Linked DNA regions of Mus musculus: region 1 is linked to region 2. Evidence: chromatin contacts called from ENCODE Hi-C or POLR2A ChIA-PET data. All regions are on one chromosome and are shown on one strand. Each heading gives the region's core, a stretch centred on a gene start or an enhancer-like site at or near the end of the contact. The rest is flanking DNA. Distances are from core to core; before and after follow the strand shown.

What was found. A loop is a pair of places that touch in the nucleus more often than their neighbours do. ChIA-PET counts read pairs that join two places held with the same protein, here RNA polymerase II (POLR2A).
Region 1: a loop to region 2 is called in a map of left cerebral cortex, with 5 times the contacts of the local background. The contact joins the promoter of Mir124a-1hg here to the enhancer-like site in region 2. A Hi-C loop is called at or near these places in 5 of 37 maps with a recorded cell type or tissue (all left cerebral cortex). POLR2A ChIA-PET finds 5 or more read pairs at or near these places in 1 of 5 experiments (embryonic stem cell).

Annotation. Positions count from the first base shown.
Region 1 is chr14:64,584,342-64,590,473 of GRCm38, forward strand. Mir124a-1hg (Mir124-1 host gene (non-protein coding)) reads left to right here and starts at 3,774. Exons shown (of 4, transcript NR_040709.1): 1 at 3,774-3,813; 2 at 4,436-4,626; 3 at 5,500-5,618; 4 at 5,932-6,132.
Region 2 is chr14:64,529,912-64,535,258 of GRCm38, forward strand. No RefSeq gene overlaps it. Among named protein-coding and RNA genes, the nearest start is that of Mir124a-1hg, 56 kb to the right of the region's middle. Within about 2 kb of position 1,835, at least 1 of the 3 ENCODE cell types and tissues checked has a DNase peak (open chromatin) inside an H3K27ac peak, as active enhancers do; it is left cerebral cortex, where a contact is called at or near this core.

The sequences.
Region 1 (6,132 bases), core at 2,524-5,023, 56 kb after region 2:
AGCTCCCAGGTTCTATCATTAGCAGTCCAAATGCCACCTCCAAATCTGTTTTCTGCTGTGTTTTGTTTTTGGAAAGACAAGGTAACTGCAGAAGTATCTGCAGTTATTTCCAAAGATGTGAACTGACGTTCACAGAAAGCACACACTTCTGAATCTGCTGAAATTGATATAAACCTTGCAAACGAGGGAGGCTCACTGTAGAAACGATCTTCCAAAATAGAGTTGGATGACTTTGAATGATGATTTTATAAACCTTGATTCTCTCTCTCTCTCTCTCTCTCTCTCTCTCTCTCTCTCTCTCTCTCTCTCTCTCTCTCTCTCTCTTCCTCTCCTCCCTCCCTCCTTCAACATTACTGGAAAGGCCTGAAGAAAACTGGTATCAGAAATACAGGTAGATAAGTAAGAACAAACTTAGCTTATTTGTCTGAATATTTCACTAAGGATAGAGTTTTGTATTCCAAAACTAGAAGGTGACGATAGAATATTCTATTTCAGGACATTTTTTTAAAGCCATTTAAAAATTTTCTGCCACAGGATAAATGACTCCTCCTGAATGCTAACAACAAGGGAAGAATGTGCTAGAGGCTCCGCCATCATATTAAAAATTAAACCGGCTGCATTTCATAATGGGCTCTCTCTTCTCTCTCTCTCTCTCTCTCTCTCTCTCTCTCTCTCTGCGTGTGTGTGTGTGTGTGTGTGTGTGTGTGTGTGTGTGTGTGTGTGCCCGGCTTCCATCTTTCTTCTCACTGTGGAGATTGCACTCAGACACTGTTCATGGTTAACACTGGAGCATCAGCTGAGAGAGGTCAGAACCCTACTTCTCTGAACAGGGAACCACAAATGTCACTGACACATGTCACGGCTTGGCAAATAATATATTTCTTTCCAATCTCCTGCCCCTCCCGTTTACCCACTCGCATGCATGTGCTCAGCTGAAGGGCACCTCTCAGTCTTCCTTCCTTCTCCTTCCTATGGTGGGACCAGCAGGAGGCACGCCATTCACAATGAATTCAAAAGTACTCCCCTTTTGATTTCTGTTGTCTTTATTTTAACCTCAAGAAGGGAGAGAGATTTAACTCAGTCTTTACCCCAGGCTACGCTAATACTTAGGTCATGTCTGAGCTCTCTGGGGAAGCCCTGCTTTATCCCATCCGTGGGGCAATGGTGTCTTTTCAGCGGAGCTGTCCAGCTGTCCAGCCATATGGGCCCCAAACAGCCCAGTCAATCCGATTTGGGGAGGTTTTACAATGTAATTTCTTAACGTGTTAGTACTTGGGGTGAGTTTGATCAGGCGCATAGACAGCCCTTAAGCCCAAGGGTTTAGGTTTTAAGAAGCCATTACAAATGGCCCAGCATCCGTCCGCTCAGACTGGTTAAAAACAGATATGAAATCTGTGGCTGGGGGAGGGGCAAGGACTCCTGACCCCCTGGTTGGAGAAAGTCCCAGGGGTATGCTCTAACTATTAATTCAGCATCAGCTGCCGTATCTACCCCCCACTCCCTTTCTCTTTTTCTTTTTTAACCCTGGGCTCATCATTTAAGGCGTTCCCACTCGGGCCTGCGGAGCCTGTTACAAAACCAGGTCTCCGCTCCCCCACTCCACCCCCACCCCGGCGCGCGCGCCCCACGCAGCAAGACGAGAGAGCCAGCGTCCCGCAATGCCGCAACGGCGCAGGAGAATTGCATTAAAAACGTTCTTAAGCTAAACAAAACCCTAGGCCTATCTGACAGTCTAGCACAGGAAAGTATCCTCCATGTCCCATTGCTCTTCAGTCAAAACCGACTAGACCTCAAGTCACAGCCCCACCCTTTCCTGGTGCAGGGGTTCGAAACTGTCTGCCGAGGAATGCTTTATAGACAGAACATTAGAATAGTCCTAAAGCTAAAAACCTTGATCAAAATGGTGGTAAGTAAGACCAAGTCACCGCAGAGAGAGACCAGCGATTTAGTGGGGACTATTATGAAAGTGGTCAGTGCTCCCAGAAAGATTGCCTAGCGAGGGGCCTTTGCCAACTAGTTACATTTTTTTAATTAAAATCCGTCACAAGGATGTTTTCTAGTTCTTACCCACCCCTCCTAAGATTCTCAATTCTAGAAATTTACAAAAACAGCTTATTTCCTAAGCTTCTAGCCACACAGTGTTGAAGCAAAAAACAGCACATGGGGGAGGTTTTGTTACAGCCGTTCTTCTGTTGGGGTCCTTACCTAACAATTGACAGAAACAGAAATGGCCTTCCATCCAGGGGGCATCCCCGGAGGTCCATCAGGGCTAGGTGGGCGCCGCGGCCACCACCCTCTGCACTGGCCATTGACAGCCACAACATTTAAGACTGCTTTTAGCTTTCCGAGTTTGTTCTCCCCTGTCTAGATGTCTTGAATTCAACATAGCCCAAGAAACAGTTCAGTTTTTTTTGTTTGTTTGTTTATTTGTTTCTTTTAAGTCATCAAAGAAAAGCAGGCGTAGGGAAAGCAGATGGGCCTGCGTGAGCAGGTCGGGGCTGCCTCGCGGCTGCCGCAATAGCCCTTTGGGAAGACAGATTTCTCATCGCAGGCGCGGGGGCTCGAGTGGGGGAAGGTCTTTTTGGTTCGCTCTTATGGGGGACATTCATTCTTGGTCCTTCTTTAAGCCACAGCTAACTCTGCTCTTGGAAAAGAAAAACAGTTACACAGCCACACAAGTACAACAAAAGGCGCCTCCCCGAAGTGGCTCTCCACGTCCGCAGGACGGGTGGCTGGACGTGTAGACGCACTTTTGTGCCTCTGTAATCTCGGACGTCCATCTGGCCCCGGCGGGCGAGGGCGGGCGGGAGGGCGCGGGCAGGGGAGGAGCGCGCGCACGCAACTAGAGGCGCGAGCACGCGCGCCCGCTCTCCTTCACTTTCACCTTGACTGCGGGGGGGGGGGCGTTGGTGGGGGCGACAAGAGACTATGGTCCTCCATCCCCCCACCTTCCGCCATTCGTCTTCCCACCCCCAGCACTGTCCTGCCCAGACGCCAGCCTAGGGAGGGGTGAGGAGGAGGCTGCACTGGCGCTCGGGTCGCCGCACCGCCCCGCAGCCTCGCGCTCTCCGCAGTGACAGCAACCACAACCGCAGCAGCACCCAGCTCCATCCTCACCAGCCTGGCTGAGCTACAGCCCGGCAATTCGGGCTGAGGACGACAAGCAGAAGGTGTGCAAGTGCCCCCGAGCTCCCCACTCCATTGACCGAAGCTCAAGAAACCGGGAGTGGGCTAGCGGCGGTATTGCACGGAGGGGACTGAGAAAAAGAGGACTGGAGACCATGAAGCTATTCAGGCAGGGGTAGGATTGAGCCCCCCGAGTCCACCCAGAGGACTTTGGCAGGGTCTGGGGCGGCCAGGGTGGCTTCAAGGGATCGGAGGGCTCTGACCACTGCAGATGCGGCGCGTGTGGGTGCGGTGAAAGCACCCACTTCTCCCAGGATCTAAACGGATAAACGGAAGCGAGTGTAAGTGTGGGGGTGCGAATCGCCACCTCCGGCCTTGGCTTTCCCGTTCGTGAGAGCACCCCCACTTCTCACTTTCCCCAAATCCGCATTTTTCTTGGCACAACCCTCCCGAACACCGAGCGAGGAGAGGGAGGTGCCCGGGGGCAGTGAGAGTGACGTGTGCTGGTGCAGAGGGGGGGGGGGGGGGCTGCGGGCCGGGCTCTGTGGACCTACTCCTAATCCTCTTGTTTTCGGAACTGTCAGCAGATGTGGCTTCTCTTAGCTGAATAATCCGTTAAAGGAATAATAATTTTTAAAAAGGACCTCGGCCTCACCCAACGAGGACAGTGAAGGAGATCAGCTCTTGGTAAGACTAAAAGAAAAGGCACTAAATTCTCTGCGTCCCTCTCTCTGTCTTCCTCTCAATCCCCTCACCCCCTCCCCCTCTCTTCTCTCCTCACCCCCCCCCCTTTCTCCCCCATCCCCTGCAATCCGCACTCGACGCGAGTTCACGCGCAGGGCTGGATTTCCAAGCTGCACTGCAACTTCTCAGCGCGTTATTATTATTCATCTGAGGGTGCAGCCTCTGCAACCTTCGCCTCCTGCGCTAGCATCCTTCCCCCTCGACCGCGGCCACCAGCAGAGCGGTTTCTTCTGCACGCGTGCTCTGGTTCACCAGAGGAGGATTCTGGCTTTTTGCTTTTTTGTTTTGGTGGTTTGGTTCGGTTTGGGGTTTTTTTTTTTTTTTTTTTTTTTTTTTTTTTGGTTTTGTGTCTTAATTCTTTCAGGGTCATCGCCAGGATGCTTTTCCTCCGGCCAGGTGGAGCCAGCATCAGCGCCTGCCAGCAGCAATTCCCTTCAATAGCCGAGGAAGCACTTGGGGCTTGGCCAGGGAGGCCGCTCCTTGCTTGCGGGGCTGACTTTAGCCTCCACTACTCTCCCGCATCCATCTGCGTGTATATTATCCCCATCCCTTTTTATTCCAATAGATCCGCCTTTGGTTTGGACTGGCTGAAACGCGGCGGACTGCAACCAGGATCCTTTAAAGGAGAACAAAAAGATGAGGATATTGTGCGGGGGTTCCGGGACAAAGCGTCTTGGGACGCGCGGAACTCTGGCTCCCCGATTGGAGAGATCAACGCTGCCCAACAGTACCCGGCCGGACCTGCGGACCTCTGAGGTTATTCGGACTCAATTTTATTGATTTTTGTGGCATGCTTTAAAAGGGTCAGTGTTAGGTAAAGACTGTGTCCCCCAACCCTGTGGGGTGGGTGGGAAGCTGAACGGAACCGATCCAGTTAGATTTAACTTGTCCTCTATGCCCTCTACCTGGCTTTTTTGAGCCATTGGGAAGGAGAATGGGGAAGGCTTAGAAAAGAGAAAGGGGGGGGGGGGACGACTGCCTGAAAGGATAAGGCACTAGTAGGGAGTGGGATGGACCAGGTGAGGGAGGTCTGTGGGTTAGGAAGCACCTTCCTCACTCTGGTGCACTGGGTGGGTTTGTTCAGGGAATGGCAACGTGGGTGTCTGTTGAAAGCAGTCTTGTGAAATTGACATGTACATGCATAAGGTGACTGGACTTGTGTGTAAACAGAGTGATGGAGAGCAGAGAGGGAGGGGTCTTAAAATAATATTTTATTGTCCCTATGGATTTGGGGATCTCTCCCCCACCCCACCCAGCTACATTCTATAGGGGTGACCTTTTAAAATCTACACCCACCCTTTACCTCTGTAAAACCGGTTGACGGGTGGGGTGGGGGAACATGTAGGGGTGCGCGCTCTCTCTCTCTCTCTTTTCCCCCTCCCCCCTCCCAGTCTCCCTCCTCCCTCTGTCTCCCCCTCCCTCTCCCTTCACTCCTCCCTCTCTCGCTCTCCCTTCGCTCCCCCTCCTTCTCTGTCCCTCCCTGCTGCATTTTGCATGAGCTATCTAGGTCATTAGCATTTTAGCGTATGCAAGACTTGACAAGGCTGATGAGGGGCCAGATGGGCCTCGCTCTTATTTATTTATTTTTTTTTTCTTTTCCTTTTTCCCATCCACCACTTGGGACCTAAGCGAGAGGACCGCAGCAGGAGAGTTCCGGAAGGCTGATTCCCACAGATCCTGGTAAGGGACCGCAGCAGCTCTGCCCTGCGGCACGCCCGGCCAGGCTACACCCGGACCCTACACTCAAGGTAAAGGCGGCGGTCACAAGCCCTGCCCAGGCAGCAGTAGCTGGGCCCCTGCTTCCCATCCCTTTCCTCTCCGTCATCTCCCTCCTCCTGGCCCCCCTCAGTTTCCTAGGCGAAGCTGAGAGCGAACTGGGTGGGTAGGATTCGCTGCGGTGGGGCGAGGTGGGGTTGATGTTTTTTCATTGTCTGGAACTGCAGGGGAGGCGAAGCGCGAGGAGAGGAGTGAGGGAGTCGGGGTAATTAACACGGGGGAGGCACCCCTCCGTCTCCCACTTCCACCCACATCCCGAACCCTCCACCCCCCTCCCCTTTGCAGGAAAAAGCTTGGAAACGAAAGGATGCGGGAGAACAAAGAGCCTACGGAGGACGTGGCTGTTATCTCATTGTCTGTGACTGGGGGAGCTGCGGTAGGAAGGATGCGGTGGTCCTTAGCTCATCGCGTTCCCCAACCCCACACCCTCCCTGCTGTCAGTGCGCACGCACACGCACGCGTCGCCAGCTTTTTCTTTCTCATCTC
Region 2 (5,347 bases), core at 585-3,084:
GCAGACTCAGTGTTGTTCCCATCATGAAAACCAAAATCAGTAAATCCTCCCAAACAGATACCACAACTTTCTCAGACTCAACTTCCCTTCCCTGGAGAGCAGAGGTACCACCTCAGCCACAGCTGGTGGCGGCACACACCTACCCCTATCTGATGGGACCCTTCTCCATCCCAGAGAGCAGGCAGTGTGGCCACAAATCCTTCATGTCCAGGTCAACTTTGAACTGAGCTTCTGTCACGCTGGATTTTGCTTGTGAAACACAAACAGGGTGAGACTTCTCTAGAAATGGCTTCCCTTTGTGAACTTCCGTGAAGCATATTCACACATCGACCGCAGGACATGTGTAGTGGGGTGTCAAAAGGACTCCCTGATGAAGCTTAGCTTCAGCACAGACCCTTCCAAGGTCTATCTTTCTGACGTCTTGTTAACAAGCCTCCAAGAAACAACGTGAGCCTTCCCAATCCTGCCCTTCACTCATTCCCTCAGTCCCATTGTTTCTTACCCTTGGTTTGAAGGAAGCCCAGTGTCCTAGGTCCTACTACGCCTTGAGAACCAACAGAATCACATTAGTACGACCAAACTTCAAGACTAGACTAAGGCTGTGCCTCACAGCTCACAGCCTGCTCAGTAGTGTCTTTTATTTGGGACAATACTCCTTTTCAAACCTCTTAATGGCAGATTTCTGCTGCCTTCCCTTTCAGTGACTTTTGCTGTGATGAAATACCCAAGCAAAGCAAGCCATGGGAGCAGAGCCACGTTGGAGCCTACAGCCCAGAGACTGCAGTCACCTTGGGCAAAGCATCCTAGCAGCAAGAACTGTTGAGGACCTAACCCTGCTCTTTGCAGATAAGCGGCAGAAAAGGAATTTGCAGAACAGGGGAACAGGAAATAGTGGAGAAACCCAGGAAGGGTCCAGGGCAAGACACAGCCCCAAGTATAAGCCACATCTCCTCAAGTTTCTACCACTTCCCAAAGTAGCATCTGTCACAGGAAGTGTTCAGGATGCACTCAAAACGCAAGCCTGTGGGGAGATTTTATAACCGCAACATGTTTTATTATTATTATTATTATTATTATTATTATTATTATTGTACATCTTTGTAAAGTGCAATGTGATACTTCAGTATACAAATACAATGTGTAGCAAAATTCAGATCAAGGTTATCCGAATATCCCTTCCCCTCAGACACTTATCACTTCTTTGTGTTGAACCCACTCAAAATCCTCTCCACTGGCTACTTTGAAACATTCACTGAATTGTTAACATAGTTACCCTGCTGTGCTATAGAACACCAAAACTTATCCCTCCTGCCCAATTGTCTCTTCTTCCTCCCCCCTAGCCGTCCTCTTTCCCAGCCCCTCAGAGCTGCAATTCTATTCTATCCTTCTGTGAAATCACCTTAAAGAGTCTATATCTAAGTGAGAACATGTGGGGTTTTTGTCTTTCCGAGCCTGGCTCATTCACTTAACACAATGCCTCCAGAAATCTGAGCCACAGATTTCTTTAAGTGAAATCTCACCCAAAAGTCCGAAAACAGCTTTTAAAAATAGAGCCTTTTTTCGTTTCTCAGACCTCTAAAAATATTTTAAATGAGAACTTAGAACTGGTTGGATAGTACTGAGTGCCCACGAGCCTCATCCAGACTCTGTTTGATCCTTCACTGAAGGGTGAGGTCTTAACACTGGGCTGAGAGAGCCTAAGGCTTGGTGAGCACAGTTTAAAAAAACGGCTACTCATTAAAGATATTGGAAAGCTAGGGGCAAGAATAGCAATGAGGGGCTTCTGTAACTGCTCAGATCAGATAAGAGACAGGAAGACCTGAGCCAGCCTTACACATGCTTTGAGACTCAAACTCACTAGGACAGATTGGGTGTGGGAGTCACAAGAGAGGACAAAGATACCTCTGATGTTTTCCAAGCTTGTATGATGAAGAAAATTAAGTTGCCACCCATAGAACGGGCTCTCAGGAAGACAAGAAACTTATCTACCCCAGTTCAGGGCATGCTGTGCATTTTGTTTGCTCTAGTTTAGCTAATCTCTCTTTAAAGCATCCTAAGTGTGTGTCTATCCTGGATAGGAGGTCGCTTCCCAGAAGGAAACCAGGACCAAACAATGGCCCTATCATTCCTCATGAGTGAACAGCCAGGAGACACAAAATACAAAAATACATGCCAACTTGCAAGGGAGTGAGACTCTAGGCCACGAGGTCTACCTTCCCCATAGTCATAGGCAAATGGTCAAGTTCATTCTTCCAAATGAAAAGGATTTCTCTCTGCAGGCTAAGCAGTTCCCTAGACATGGACTGGCAGCATCAGCACCAGGCTGAGTGCTGTCAGATCAGATAGTTAGCAGATGTTGAGTGAGGGCCTACTACATCGGGGTAAGCCTAGAGAAGTGAAATCACTGGCTCCCCTTAGCATTCAGCCATCCGAAGCACTTAGATGGGGTGATACAGGCACCGTGTGTTCTACTGAGTGGGTCCATTTGTTTATCTCTGAGTGGCTCACAGTCAGTGACTTCAGGCAGCTATGACCAGGGACTCTGTGCTCCATGACCCAAGCTGGATACACTTGGCTGCCACCGTTCCAAAGCTGCTCCAGGAAGTTCTTCTGGTGCCAATCTTCTTTCTCCCTCTGTTTGTCACTGGATCACCAGGGAAGGCAGATGGTGCCCTGCAAACACATCTATAAACCAGGCAAATGTGACTTGTGTTGATAATGGAAAGCCAACATCGGGCACAGCATCACCAGGGACCGCTCAGTGGATGGGAGTGGAAAGGAAAACAAACTTCTGCTCACCCCAGAAGAAACACCTTCGGTGACTAAATGCAGTAAGCAGATTCTGTGCACCGAGGTCTGAAGCTCCCATCCGCCGCCATCAGCTGTACCCTAGTTTCCTCCTCTCTCCAAGGGGAATACAATGAGTCCCTCCTAAGCTGAGTACAAGTGTAAAGAAAGAGGTGCATGGGAGTATCAATGCATCCCCGATAAGTATGGCAGACTTTAGATCCCGTTCCACCAAGGAGTAGACTACCAGGGCTTAAGAGGCTCCTTATCACATGATTCTTCACCTAGAATTTCAACTCCCTGGTCAGTTATAATGGGGCTCAGTATGGGTTTGGGAATTTCTGTTGACACAGGGTCTCACTCTCTAGCCCTGGATGACCTATAATTCACCATGTAGACCAGGCTGGCCCCCAACTCCAGAGATCCACCTGCCTCTGCTCTAGGTGCTGAGATTAAAGGACCATGTCCCCACACAGTCCTGGACAAGACTATTGTGCTTATTTACTCTAAAGTCACTTTTATGTCTCAGATGGCAGTAGAGAGCCTTGCATCTCCATCATTCAGTCTCCCTACCAGAGTTCACAGGGCACCTCTACATCGAAAATATCATTCTCCATGGTGAGGAATTCTAACCCACATCCACTGTAGCCAGGCTCCCAGAGACCCCGGGAGAGGGACACTGACCAGGCCCTATACACTCATGGACCCAGAGTTTCTTTTTCTCTGCCTCTGGGATTATCTAAGGGATTGGAAGATTTTTAAACCACTCCAAGCCGCTTGACTGCGCATGACGCCAGGCCTGCTGCAAAAAACAGACCCTGCCAAGCAGGGTGCTGCTTACCAAAACAAGATCTTTTTAATCTTTTTCTTTCCATTTCCACTTTATTTCCTAACCAAGAAGTGCACAATCCCAAGAGGAAAAATCAGCTCTCCCTTCTCTCTCCATCTCTCTCTGTTTGTCTCCAACCCTCCCCTGAGCATCTCCCTCAGCCTCCTTCTTGCCCTCCCATCTCTCTCTCCTCTTTCCCCACCCCCTCTAGCTTTTATCATTTTAAGCTGCGCGCATGCCATTCTTCAGGGGATTAAAGTCAAATTTAGTCTTCTGCAATTGTTATTACCTACCCCTTGGCTTATGAGATGCATTTGCCTGCATTTGTAATGCATCAATAACTTCCACTCTCCTCCACTGGAAAACAATGCATTATATTAAATAGCCTGTGTCTAGCCTTGTATTGAAACAGACGATAAATTAGGACTTCCAGCTCTTGGTTTTTTACTGATTCCTAAACCTGCCAGTTACATGCCTGTCCGCCCCGCTGAACATTCTCTCTGAAGCTGAGAATGCACAAAGCCCTTGTTCACCGGGCCTCCTGTCTCCATCACTCCTGCCGGCTGTCTGTTTCACACCACCAAGCAGATTGTAATTGGCAGGATGAGGTGCAGAAATAGGCAATGGTTTGAATATGCGGTTTTCAGCACACACAATCTCTCTCTCTCTCTCTCTCTCTCTCTCTCTCTCTCTCTCTCTCTCTCTCTCTCTCTCTCCCTTCCTCCCTCCTTCCCTCCCCCTTTTTAAAACACACACACACACAGAGTCTGTCTTACAATATTTTACAGACTTAGGAACTTGGCATGTGAAGATTCTGATGAGAATCGCCTGAGTACTGCAGCCCTCGGGTTAGAAGCTGAGAAAGGGAACAGTACAATCAACTGCCAATGCCAGCCTCGTCCACAGCAGGGCCTTCTGGGTCCTGGATAGGTGGTGTGGCTTTGGAAATATGCCCTAATGAGAATGGGTACTGAGACCTGAGATCTGCAAAGTGTTCCCAAGGGTCAACACTGTCCTGTCAGGATGTGTGTGCCGTCAGTCCTAGAGTGAGTTAGCAGAACCCTGGAAGGAGGAATCCAGCTCACAGAATATTGTCAGGGAAATGGAAACTCCACCATCAATCTGGCTGTCCAGTCATTTTATTGACTGTTTTAGAGACAAAGTCACACGGGTTCCAGGCTGTTCTCAAACTCGCTATGTTGCTAAGAATGACCTTCAACTTATGATCCTCCTGCTTTTACCTCCTGAGTGCTGGGATTACAAAGCCTGGCTTATGCAGTGTTGGGGATCAAACCCAAGACTGAGCAGGCTGTGCTATGCAAGCATTCTGAGCCACTCCCCCAGTTCAGCACTCCTCGGTTGCTGGATCACCCAGCAGGACTTCTCACTCTTGGTCTTCTTGGCATTTTAGCCAGGTATCTCCTTGCTGTGAAAGCATTCTGTACATTTGTAGGCTATTCCCCAGCAGCCCTGGCCTCTGCCATCTATGCCAGTAGCATCTCCCTCAAGTCGTGAGAATCAAAACTATCCCCAGGGGGCTGGAGAGATGGTTCAGCAATTAAGAGCACTTTCTGGTCTTCCAGAAGACCCAGGTTCATTCCCAGTACCCACATCAGGCACCTCACAACCATTTATAACTCCAGCTCTAGGGGATCTGATGCTTCTGGCCTCCATAGGCACCTGCACTCATCTGCCAGTATCCACATAGTGTTATATAATTAAAATATAGTT